Regions from separate parts of the Homo sapiens genome. Here all the other regions are linked to region 1. Evidence: chromatin contacts called from ENCODE Hi-C or POLR2A ChIA-PET data. All regions are on one chromosome and are shown on one strand. Each heading gives the region's core, a stretch centred on a gene start or an enhancer-like site at or near the end of the contact. The rest is flanking DNA. Distances are from core to core; before and after follow the strand shown. Region 1 holds the start of PPP2R1A (protein phosphatase 2 scaffold subunit Aalpha). Region 2 holds the start of TSEN34 (tRNA splicing endonuclease subunit 34). Region 3 holds the start of GP6-AS1 (GP6 antisense RNA 1). Region 4 holds the start of LENG9 (leukocyte receptor cluster member 9).

The links. Hi-C counts contacts between places; a loop is a spot of excess contacts on that map. ChIA-PET counts read pairs that join two places held with the same protein, here RNA polymerase II (POLR2A). Pooled maps may share reads with other maps.
Region 2: a loop to region 1 is called in a map with no recorded cell type, with 19 times the contacts of the local background. The contact joins the promoter of TSEN34 here to the promoter of PPP2R1A in region 1. A Hi-C loop is called at or near these places in 1 of 37 single-sample maps with no recorded cell type and 9 of 50 pooled maps. POLR2A ChIA-PET finds 5 or more read pairs at or near these places in 1 of 52 experiments (activated B cell).
Region 3: POLR2A ChIA-PET joins it to region 1 with 10 read pairs in WTC11. The contact joins the promoter of GP6-AS1 here to the promoter of PPP2R1A in region 1. POLR2A ChIA-PET finds 5 or more read pairs at or near these places in 3 of 52 experiments (B cell, HEK293T and WTC11).
Region 4: a map of naive thymus-derived CD4-positive, alpha-beta T cell shows a loop between it and region 1 (29-fold over the local background). The contact joins the promoter of LENG9 here to the promoter of PPP2R1A in region 1. A Hi-C loop is called at or near these places in 1 of 168 maps with a recorded cell type or tissue (naive thymus-derived CD4-positive, alpha-beta T cell) and 6 of 50 pooled maps. POLR2A ChIA-PET finds 5 or more read pairs at or near these places in 2 of 52 experiments (PC-9 and endothelial cell of umbilical vein).

The regions. Positions count from the first base shown.
Region 1 is chr19:52,188,799-52,191,569 of GRCh38, reverse strand. It overlaps PPP2R1A (protein phosphatase 2 scaffold subunit Aalpha), which reads right to left and starts at 1,518. Exons shown (of 15, transcript NM_014225.6): 1 at 1,396-1,518. The coding sequence starts at 1,473. RefSeq lists enhancers at 1,303-1,542, 993-1,960, 1,873-2,092, 2,103-2,152, 2,183-2,312 and 1 more.
Region 2 is chr19:54,190,053-54,192,789 of GRCh38, reverse strand. TSEN34 (tRNA splicing endonuclease subunit 34) reads right to left here and starts at 1,482. Exons shown (of 4, transcript NM_001077446.4): 1 at 1,183-1,482; 2 at 826-1,069; 3 at 417-674. The coding sequence starts at 1,425. RefSeq lists enhancers at 30-546, 2,515-2,737 and a silencer at 1,391-1,592.
Region 3 is chr19:55,004,689-55,007,618 of GRCh38, reverse strand. GP6-AS1 (GP6 antisense RNA 1) reads right to left here and starts at 1,392. Exons shown (of 3, transcript XR_001754013.3): 1 at 1,330-1,392; 2 at 1,155-1,202.
Region 4 is chr19:54,462,053-54,465,160 of GRCh38, reverse strand. LENG9 (leukocyte receptor cluster member 9) reads left to right here and starts at 1,383. Exons shown (of 1, transcript NM_001301782.2): 1 at 1,383-3,108. The coding sequence starts at 1,635. The coding sequence ends at 3,071. CDC42EP5 (CDC42 effector protein 5) reads left to right here. Exons shown (of 3, transcript NM_145057.4): 3 at 1-135. The coding sequence ends at 60.

The sequences.
Region 1 (2,771 bases), core at 269-2,768:
TGATATACCAGGAACCTAGGAGGCGAGACCCACGTTTGGCAGGTTACCCAGTGCACCTTGTCCAATTTTATAAATGGGAAAACAGACCTAAAGGGAGGATGGGACCTCTTTAATCACCACTCCCAATAATTACAGCTAATATTTATCGAGCCCTTACAACAGGCCTGACACCATTCTACTTTTTATTTGTGTCATAATTCGTTCAGTCCCTCACAAGTCCCTCCAGCAAGACCAGGACTACAATTAGCCCATATTTTATGGAACACAGAGACCCAAAGCGGTGAAGTAATTTGCACAAGGTCACACAGCAGGTGGGAGGTGGACTTGCAGTTCTAACTGTTCTCAATCCCACACCAGCCCGGCTCAGAGCCTTGGGTCACCTCATCCCATAACCAGGAATGTTCATCCGGGCTGGGCGCGGTGGCTCACGCCTGTAATTCCAACACTTTGGGAGGCCGAGGCGGGTGGATCGCTTGAGGTCAAGAGTTCCCGACCAAGCCTGGCCAACATGGTGAAACCCCGTCTCTGCTAAAAATACAAAAATTAGTCGGGCGTGGTGGCTCGCGCCGGTAATCGCAGCTAATTAGGGAGCTGAGGGGCGAGGATGGTTTGAACCCGGTATGCAGAGGTTGCACTGAGCCGAGATCGCGCCACTGCTCCCCAGCCCCAGCCTGGGCGACACAGAGACTGTCTCAAAAAAAAGAAATAAATAAATGTTCATCTGCTTAGCAAATCCCTCAACCCCTATCCTGGTCAATGGGAGGATCCGGGGAGATGGGGAGGCGGGTTTCTACAACCTAATTCGCTCCTAAACTTGGCTAGTCCCCACCTTTGGTGGGGGGGTGTTTTTGCGTCCCCGTCCTCTTAGGACACCTAAACCAAAATGAGAGGCGGAGGAAGAGCAGGAATTAGGATGGCAGGCCTTCGCCTCTCGGTCCCCACTTGGCCCAGCAGTCGAAACCCAGAAAACAAAAAAACCTTCCCAGGTCCCGACCCACCCGGCGGCCCTCCCCTACTTGGAGCAAGTCATGCGCGCCCCACATCCCCAAGAGGCCATTCAGAGGCCGCCGCCAATCACGGAGTCCTCCTCTCTCCCAGACCCAGTCCGCAGACCCCAGCCCTGGCCACAACCTCCCAGGACCGCGGACCGCCGCGCGCACAGGGCAGGCCCGGGACCCTCGAGGCTAGCGCTGGCCCCCGCCCTCCACTGGGCCGACACCCAATCGGGAGCGCCGTCTCAAGGAGTCCGGGCAACCGGGGAGATAAGAGACGCACGCTGATTGGCCGTCGCCCCCTTCCGCCACTCCCAGCGAACGCTGAGTCTTCTCCGCGAGGGCCGCCCGTGCCCCCAGGTACCCCTCCGCGTCTTCCCCAAGTCCCCCGTAGCCTCCGGACCTGAACGTCCTCATTGCGGAGTTCGTCTATGAGCACCGCGATGGGGTACAGCGAGTCGTCGCCGTCGGCCGCCGCCATCTTGGCTCCGTCCCTTTCCTGTCAGACTGCGGCCAGCGCTGTGCTGAAACGTGGGGGGGGCAATGCTGGGAGAAGAAGGAAGGGCGGGCGTGGGGGCGCCCGAGCCAGTTTACAGGGGCTGCTCCACGGCCATTGGCCGCGCTACCCAGGGCTAAGCTCGCGTTTCTTTGGTCCGGACTTGTGAAGTCCCGCCCACTTCCGATTTGCCATTGGTCGAGTGAACAAGATTTGACTAGTTTGAGCCTAGGAGAGGGGGAAGAAAGCGGAAGTTAGCCGTGTCCTAGCGACCAAGATTGTACCCGCCCTGGTCGCTGCTAACAACGACCGAGACGAGCAGTAGTTTCTAGCCAATGAGGGGCGACATGGGGAGGAGGCTAAGCCTGCCCTTTCTTGAGTCCCCGGGAAGGCTTCTGCGCGTGCGTCGGTGGTAATACGTGACGTCCTGTGGGGAGCTGGAGGGTGTGCAGGTTTTGGGTTACCAGGCCGTGGTTCCGCTGGCTGGCTGGCTGGCTCTCCGCGCCGTTGCGCGGCAGGAGGAGGGAGTGAGACTTTGATTTGTGCTTGATTTATGCCAAGGCCCAGAGAAGGGAGCGACTTGCCCTTCTCTCTTTTTTCTTTTTCTTTCTTTTTTTTTTTTTTTTTTTTTTACTTTTTTAAAGACAGGGTCTCGCTCTGTTGCCCAGACTGTAGTGCAGTGGCAGGATCTTGGCTCACTGCCGCCTGGACCTCCCCGAGCTCAAATGATCCTCTCGCCTCAGCCTGCAGAAATAGCTGGGACTATCGGCGCGCGCCGCTAGGCCCGGCCAATTTTTAAAAAAATGTTTGTGGAGACCGAGTCTCACTGTGTTGAGCTCAGTTGCCTTGCTGTTTGGATGAAACCCAAGCCCCTCGGGCTGGTATTCAATACCCTGTCTAGGCGCGTCTCCCATCTGTTTTTTACCTTTTATCTGATGTCCTGGAGAATTACAGCTGCCTGAGCACTTCTTGCGTTTTCATGCCAGCAAGCCTCCTTGCCCAAGCTGTGCGTTCTGCTAGGGGTGCCTTTCATATTCACTTCTGAGATCTCTGCATAAATGCCTCCCCTTTACTCCCTTTCCTCTCTGTCTTCAGGCTCTGTTCTCTAGGCTTCCAGAGCCACAGAACCCCTCTCTCTGTCTCTCCAGTCCCATCTATCTCTCTGTCTCTCCAATCCCATCTCTCTCTCTCTCTCTCTCCAATCCAATCTCTCTCTCTGTCTCTCAATCCCAGAGCCTGGGCTGTGACTATGTATTCGAATTTGTTTCCTCCATAGAGTGGGA
Region 2 (2,737 bases), core at 233-2,732, 2.0 Mb before region 1:
CAGGTGATCCACCTGTCTTGGCCTCCCAAAGTGTTGGGATTACAGGCGTGAGCCATTGCGCCCAGCCTGATGTCTAACTACTTCTAAGTGAATCTTCTGGATCACAGTAATCATTTAATAAAAGTCGTTAAACTGCTTGCCCAATGAGTTCGGGAGCTCCCAAATGTTTCCTGTCTGTCTATGAATTTCAGAGGCTAAGAGAAAGTGAGACAAAAAAGAAAAATGCAGCTGGGCCTATAATTCCAGCACTTTGGGGGGCCGAGGTGGAAGGATTGCTTGAGCCCAGGAATAGGGACCAGCCTAAGCAACAAGAGACCCCACCTCTATTAAGACAAAAAAAAAAAAAAAGAAAAACGCAGAATACATTGGGATCGTATGGAAAGGCACAGCAACCAGAGGCCCCAACCCATACTCACCAGGATAGACCAGGAAGTCACCTCCGAACTTGCCAGCCGCACTGAGGAAGAAGCCTCGCTCCCACAGGTCTCTGTAGATACTGTAGCGCAGCTCGTGGGCAGGGCGGCCGGCGTGGGGCCAGTCTTTAGACTGGACACGCCAGTCCAGGGGCCTGGCCTTGACCGGTCGAGGCCTGGCAGTGGCCAGCTGGACAAGGAGAGCAGATCTGGGCAAGGGGGCTACCCCATTTGAGGGTCCTGCTTGGGAAGACGAGGGGCCTGGTGGGGAGTACAGAGAAGAGTTTGGTAAATTCAAGGGGTAAAGTCTTCTCACCCTCAGGGAGACCCAGGCACTGGATTCCCAGCTAAAATTCCTAAAAGATCTCTCCTCTCCTTCCCGTGGTCCCTGGACTCCACCTCCCATGCTCACCAGCTTCCTCCTGCTCTCCCGAAGCCTGGCCATCACTGGTCTCATCCTCTTTGGCAGCCTGGCTCGAGCCGGCCTCCTGGCTTGAGCTGGCCCCTGAAGCCTGTTCTAGTTTCTGCTTCTTAGCAGCCTGGCCCTCCGTAATCTTCTCCAGGAGCTCCTGACGACGGGTCTCCCGGGCCTCAGCTGCCAAGGCGCTCTGCTCCTGGAAGCTCTCCTCTTGCTGGCGCTTGAAGGATGTCAGGGCCTGAGAAGCACACTTCGCTGGAACCTCCAAGCTTATGGTCCCTTCAGAAGCCAGGAAACTTGACTCCCAGGTCCCGCTCCCACCGAACCCGAGTTCGAGCCCCGCCCCCTTACCAGGCTGTGGTGCCGAGAGTCTGGACGCGGGGCGCTGACCAGAGTCACGGCGCCGATCTCGGCCAAGAGCCGCGCCTCTTCGGGCATCAGCAGCAGCGGGAGGCCCAGGCGCGAGTTCTGGCGGGGCCCGCGGGGCAGGGCGCCTACCGTGCGGCCCCCCACACCCAGGCGCTCCCGGAGGGCCTGCACCGCCTCGGCTCCCCACACCAGGGAGCGGCCGTTCGCCACCTCCACCACCAGCATCCTCCTGCGGGAGCCGGGAGGCAAAGCAGTTACCGAAACAGCTGCGCGCCGCGGACCGCTGCAGCGCACCCAAAGCCTCCGGGGTCTCGGCGAAGCCCCGCCCCTAGGCCTCAGGGGGCGGGGCCTCGCTCAGCCGCCGTTCACCACCTGCTGGGCCCGAGCGCCAGGCCCCGCCCCCGGGCGATCCCACCAGGCCTCGCGGCCGCCGGAGACGAGACGCCGGAGACAAGCCCCCGACCCTCTCCCCTCGCCAAGCCCCCAGGGTCCCGCTCTACCCTTGTGACCCTGCGGTCGGCACCCGCTCTGTGCCCGCACTGCCGTACCTACCATTGCGCCTTGGAGCGTGAAAAACAAACCTCCGCAAGCGCGGCGACACGCCCCCTTACAAAGGTCCATTTTGGCACCACCCTCTTGCAAAGTGGGCGTCCCCCTTCGGGTGTTCCCGTCAGCGGTCAGAAGCTCTGGAGGCTAAGGCACCGCCGAGGCCACACCCTCTTCCGGACGCTCGAGCCTTCGCTCCTCCTCTTTCCGAACGACTGTGATTCGGCTTTCGGACCTCCTCGCTCTCAGACTCCCACAGTACAAAACCCTGCCCCCTCCCGAGCACAGGAAGTTCGGCGTTCGGGCGTCCTCGGCTCCACCGAATCCGCAGCCCCGCCCCCTTCTCGAACGCCAGCAATTTGACGTTCGGGTGTTCTCGGCTCGGCCGAATCCGTAGCCCCGCCTCCTCCCGGACGCAATAGGTTCGGCGTTCGGGCGTCATCGGCTCCCGGCAGCCTCGCGGCCTGTGGCCCCGCCCCCTCCGAGCGCCAGCGCACCCCAGTTGGGGAGTTCCCGCCCTACGACCGAACCCCACAGCCGAAAGCCCCGCCCCCTGGACACCCGCCGTCCACTCTCCGCTCGGGCGGGCTCACCCCAATTGGGAGCGCTCAGTCCGCCTCCTTGCCTCCCTTCAGAATGTCCCACTGTCCACCGATAGAACCAGCGAGTCACCTCATAAACAGTAATTCGCAGTCGAGGTGGAGCCACCCACTGCGCACCGCGCCACGCGCTCCTTGCTCCACCCCCTCATGCCGACACCCTCGTCAACTTCGTCATCCCGCCCCATCAGCGCCGCGGGAAGTCAGGTCCCGCCCCTCGCAGGACCGAAGCCCCGCCCTCCTCCCGCGGGGGCCACCTTGGCTCCGCCCCACTGAGCGCACCTCCCTCTGCCGCTTCCTCTCCTCTACTTGGGAACTTGAGGATCGTCATCCTGGCCCGGTCCCGTAGGCGCACGCCGGCCCTCGGGGTTCCGCCCCTTTGAGGGCAAGTC
Region 3 (2,930 bases), core at 143-2,642, 2.8 Mb before region 1:
AGGCTATGCTGAACCTCCTTAGGCACTTTCTAATTAGATGTCCTGAGTCGTCCCAATTCTTAGACCTTTAATACCTGTTTTTCTCCTTTCCTTATTCCCTTTAGTTTTTCAATTCATACAAAACTGTATCCAGGCCATCACCAATAATTCTAAATGACAAATGTTTCTTTTAACAATCCCACAATGTCACCCCTTACCACAAAATCTTCCTTCAGCTTAATCGCTCCCACTTTAGGTTCCCACGCCGCCCCTAATCCTGCTCAAAGCAGCCTTGAGAAACATCACCCATTATCTCTCCATACCACCCCCAAAAATTTTTGCTGTCCCAACACTTTACCCCTATTTCATTTTATTTTTCTTATTAATATAAGAAGACAGGAATGTCAGGCCTCTGAGCCCAAGCTAAGCCATCATATCCCCTGTGACCTGCACGTACACATCCAGATGGCCGGTTCGTGCCTTAACTGATGACATTCCACCACAAAAGAAGCGAAAATGGCCTGTTCCTGCCTTAACTGATGACATTGTCTTGTGAAATTCCTTCTCCTGGCTCATCCTGGCTCAAAAGCTCCCCTACTGAGCACCTTATGACCCCGACTCTGCCCGCCAGAGAACAACCCCCCTTTGACTGTAATTTTCCTTTACCTACCCACATCCTATAAAACGGCCCCACCCCTATCCCCCTTCGCTGACTCTCTTGTCAGACTCAGCCCACCTGCACCCAGGTGATTAAAAGCTTTATTGCTCACACAAAGCCTGTTTGGTGGTCTCTTCACACGGACGTGCATGAAAGGTGCGTGTATATTTTTGTAACACAATAAATAATAACAGTATACACTTTTTCTTTTAGAAGTATGCTGTTAAACAGAATTAAGAACAGGAAGTCTCAAAATTGTTTCTTTCAGGAGAGAAGACTTATTAATGGGGGAGAGTTCTGAACCACTTGCTTTGCATACTGCCACTTAGTTAAAAAATCGCATTTTAACTTAAAAATATCCAAAAATAACACAGTTTTATAATAAATTATTACGAATATCACAAAATAATAAAAATACAAGTAATGCAGAGTGGAAATGCAAAGCTATGAGTGCTAGACGGCTAACAAGTCATAACAAACAACACCAAAATTAAAGAACAAGATAGTTGTGACTTACCTTGGTCAATCACTTTCCATAGTAGTCATTCAATCCAGGATCTCATCTCTGAAAATGAAGGAAAAAAGCAACAGAAAATAGTGTAGAGGTCTCTGGTGTTCCAAGAATAGGCGCTGCAGAGAGATGTGGGTGCCTGGGCTGTGCCCAGTCACTGAAATGGCACACCTGATGCTACCTGTTCACTTCGGGCTGAGCAGGAGAGAGAAAAGACGTTCCCCTCAGCCACTTCCCGTCTTCTGATTTCACTTCTTGCCTGCCTCCGACTGCAAATCCTGGTTTGACGTCACTTCCTGTCTTCTGATTTTACTTCCTGTATGACCTCACTTCCTGTCTTCTACAACCACTTCCTGTCTTCTTACTTCACTTCCTGTCTTCTGACTTTACTTCCTGTATGACTTCACTTCTTGTCTTCTACCACCACTTCCTGTCTTCCGAATTTACCTCCTATCTTGACTTCACTTCTTGTTTTTTTTTTTTTTTTTTGACAGGGTCTCGCTCTGTCTCCTAGGGTGGAGTGCAGTTGTGCCAGCTTGAAACCACCTTTCCAAAATTATGACTGAGACAGTGAAAGAGATTTAACTGACTCCATTTTGCTTCTAACCTCCAAGCTGTCCTTTTTCATTCCTGGGCATAGGCTGAACTTTGGGAGAAACTTATAGTTTAAACAAAGATGATAGCCCTTTTCCAAAGCACACCTCTTTGTTGCCTGGGGACTAGATTGGCCCTGTAGGACGAACATTAGCCACGAGATTAGAAATTATGACTTAGGAGTCATGCAGCTGGAGGCTACAAGATTGTGACCCTCCCTAAACTGCTTCTAAGATCAGCGTTTAACTTGCAGACCCTGTACTTGATGGATCAGCTGGCACCACCCATATCAATAAACTGGCCCATCTTATCTTTTGGCCTCCACTCAGGAACTGAGTGCAAGAAGATAGCTTTGGCTCCCACGATTTCATCCCTGACCAAACAGCACTCCTGGCTCACTGGCTTCCCACCCACCCACCAAGTTATCCTTAAAAACGCTTCCTGAATGCTGGGAGACACTGATTTGAATAATAATAAAACTCTGGTCTCTCGTAGAGCCAGCTCTGCATGAATTATTCTCTATTGCGATTCCCTGTCTTGACGAATCAGCTCTGTCTAGGCAGTGGGCAAGGTGAACACATTGGACTATTACAATCTTGGCTCACTGCAACCTCCACCGCCTGGGTTCAAGTGATTCTCCTGCCTCAGACTCCCAAGTAGCTGAGATCACAGACGTGCACTACCATGCTCAGCTACATTTTTTTTTCTGTCCCCCGGGCTGGAGTGCAATGGTGCGATCTCGGCTCATTGCAACCTCCGCCTTCCGGGTTTAAGCGATTCTCCTGCCTCAGCCTCCAGAGTAGCTGGGATTACAGGCATGCACCACCAAGCCTGGCTACTTTTGGTATTTTTAGTAGAGACAGGGTTTCACCATGTTGGCCAGGCTGGTCTCAAACTCCTGACCTCATGTGATCCACCTGCCTCTGCCTCCCAAAGTGCTGGGATTACAGGTGCGATCCACCATGCCCAGCCCATTCCGTCTTCTGACTTGACTTCCTGCCTGACTTCACTTCCTGAAGGATGTGGTTACCATGGAAGTTGTTTTGGGGCACAGGATGTGGTCTGGGATTGGGGATTGTGAAAAGCAAGACCCTCACCGGGGTCTTTCTTCCAGAGCTGCAGCTGAGCCACAGGATCTTGAACAGGAGAGAGTTCTTCCTATTCTTGTGGAAGAGCTGAGGATTGAGA
Region 4 (3,108 bases), core at 134-2,633, 2.3 Mb before region 1:
CCCCAGGCCCGCTGCCGCCCCAACGCGGACCTCGAGCTGAACGACGTCATCGGCCTCTAGGTTCCCTCATTCCCCGCGCCCTTCCCGCCCGGCACCCCACTTCTGTATACATAAACGGCCAAGGTGTGTGCCCGGGCTCTGACTTTTCACTTTGCACGTGGAAAGGGATGAATGATAGGGTCCTGGCGCCTCTGAGAGCCGGATGTGTCACCCGGAGGCCTGGTCCGGGTCCGATGATTGCCCTGGGGTGGGGGTGCGGCTCCTTTAAGAGAGCCCGAGGGCGTGGCCAGGCGGTGCCCCTTGCAGAGGCGGCGGCTCCCGCAGTCCCATTCGTCAAATACTGTGCGCCACCGCCGGCCGGACGTGGTCCTGGGGCCGGGCCAGACTCAGCCACCGCGGGGCCAGCCGAGGCGGGGCTGCAGAGTGCTGCAGCCCCAGGAGTCTTTCTGGCCCTGAACGCCTCAGGTGGACTCCGACCCGGCGGAGCCGCCGTTTACTCTGGGAGCGGCTGCAGAGGGAAGTGTCTGAGAACACTTTTAGAGCAGTAGGGGCCTGGTCTCCGTGGGGGAAGGGTCCGCAGGCATCTTGGTTCTTTAAGGCCCCCGAGGGATGGGGCCGAACATGCAAATGATTTGGACTGAGGGGCCAGGTTCTCGTAAGTTTCCCAGAGGGGCGGGGCCGCAAATGTAAATCACTTGGACTGAGGGCGGGTCCAGGTTCTTTAAAGACGTCCCCTCATGGGCGGGGCACACAGGTATCACCGGGAAAGGGGCGGGGCACCACATGTAAATCACCGGGAAAGGGATGGGACACAGGTAAATCACCCGGAAAGGGGCGGGGCACCACATGTAAATCACCTTAAAACGGACAGGGCACACATGTAAATCACTTGGGGAGAGGCACACACGTAAATCACCCGGAAAGAGGCAGCACAAAAGTATCACTGGGAAAGGGCCAGGGCACGCATGTAAATCACCCGGAACGGGGCGGGACACATGTAAATCACTTGAGAAGGGGAGAGGCACTCGTAAATCACCCGGAAAGGGGCGGGGCATTACATGTAAATTACCCTGAAAGGAGCGGGGAACATATGTAAATCACTTGGGAAGGGGAGAGGCACACATAAAAAAAAAAAAAAATCACCTAAAAGGGGTGGGGCACTCGTAAATCACCAGGAAAGGGGCGGGGCACCACATGTAAATCACCGGGAACGGGGCGGGGCACTACATGTAAATCACCTAAAGGTCGAGGCACACGTAATCATCCCGAAAGGGGCGGGGCATTACATGTAAATCACCCAGAAAGAGGCAGCACACATCAATCACCGGGAAAGGGGCGGGGCCAGGCTCCCAAGAGCTCCGGGAGACCGAGACTGCCGCAGCCTTTACGCAGCTTGCTTTCCTGGCGCTGGGGGAGGGCGCAGCCGGGAAGTCCCAGAGCAGCGGTGTCAGGCTCTCCACCAAGGAGGGACTGGGCCAGAGTCCTCGCGAGGGCACGCGGCGTGGTCCCCAGAGCTAGGCCGGAGCGCGGGCCGCTGACGCCACTGTCGGGTGAGGCTCGGTGCATCCAAGGGGAGCCGCCCTCCGTGCGGGGCGACCTCGTCTGCGCGGCGGGCGTGCCAGTTCCCCGCACCCATGGCAGCGGCCAGAGAGCCGGAGTTGCCGCAGGAAGCCCCCGCCACGGAACCCGCGCCCCCGCCGGCCTGCCGCTTCTTCCTGGAAGGCCGCTGCCGCTTCGGCGCCCGCTGCCGCCAGCCCCACCCTGGGGCGCCGGCGCCGCCTGGCCGCGAGGCGCAGCCGGAGGCCGGGGCCAAGAAGCCGCCGCTGCGCACAGCCGCGGACGTCATCCAGCGCATCCGCTGGGACCCGCGCCTCGACCCCGCCGACTTCTCGGTGGGCTACGTCGACCGCTTTCTGGGTGTGCGCGAGGAGCCCTTCAGCGCCTTTTGCTGGGACCAGCCGCTGGCGGCGCTCGGGCCGGGCGTGCTGGCAGTGCCCCAGCACCGCGTGCGCTTCTTCCGCTTCCGTGGCCGCCTTGTGTGGGACCGCGCCTCGCGCACCGACCTCGTCTTTGGCTCTGGCTCGGCGGCGGGACGCGGGCCCACCATCCTGGACGCACCGAACACCGAGGGCGCCCACGGGGCAGAGGGTGCCGAGTGGACACTGGCGGGGACAGGTCAGGAGGCCCAGGCTGCCCCCAAGCGAGGGAGCACAAGGCCGCTCTGCACAGGGCACCAGGAACCAGGCGTGGAGGAACCCGGAGAGCTGGAGGCGGCCCAGGAGAGGGCGCTGGGCACAGCTGCTGATTTGGGAACACTGGCCCCAAGAGGACGCCTCGCCGGAGTGACTGAGGCACTGAAGCCAACAGCAGCCACCAGGACCACATTGCTGGGGGGCAAGGAAGCACAGGCCCTGGGAGTCCCGGGGGGCTCCGCTGAGACGACAGAAGCCGAGTGGGGTCCTGCGGCCTGGCCCGAGGACAAAAGGGCCCGCCTTAGTGTTGCAGCCCCTTGCCAACCGCGCCCCACACATTTTGTGGCCCTCATGGTGACCGAGCCTGGGCTACAAGCAGAAGTGACCAAGGCCCAGGAATACCTGGTCCACGTGGCCCCACACTGCGCCAACTTCCTAGTGCCCTCTCAGAACCTACACCTGACCCTGGCCCTGCTGCGACTGGCAGGCGCTGGGGAGGAGGCCGCTGCCATTGGAGCTCTGAGACGGGCCCTCTTGGCCCCGGGGCTAAATGCACCCCCTCGGCTGAGCTTTAGAAAGCTGGTCCTCCTGGGCCCGCATGTGCTGTGTGCCCCACCCTCTCCCACACTGGAAAGCATGGCACAAGTGCTGAGCCAGAGGCTGGAAGCCGAGGGGCTGAGTACACTACAGTCTCCAGGGCAGCTGCACCCCCACCTCACCGTGGCCAAGGTGCCCCATGGTTCCCAGGTCCACCTCCCCAAGCTGGAGTTCACCCTCAGCCAGGAAGTGGGGTGCCAGCCCCTGCAGACACTCTGGCTGTGCCGTATAGGGAGGACAGGGGGGCCTTTCCAGCCCCTGGCTGAGATCCCCCTGGAGTGACACCCCCAGACCTCTGGAGGAGACAATGGATGCAAAC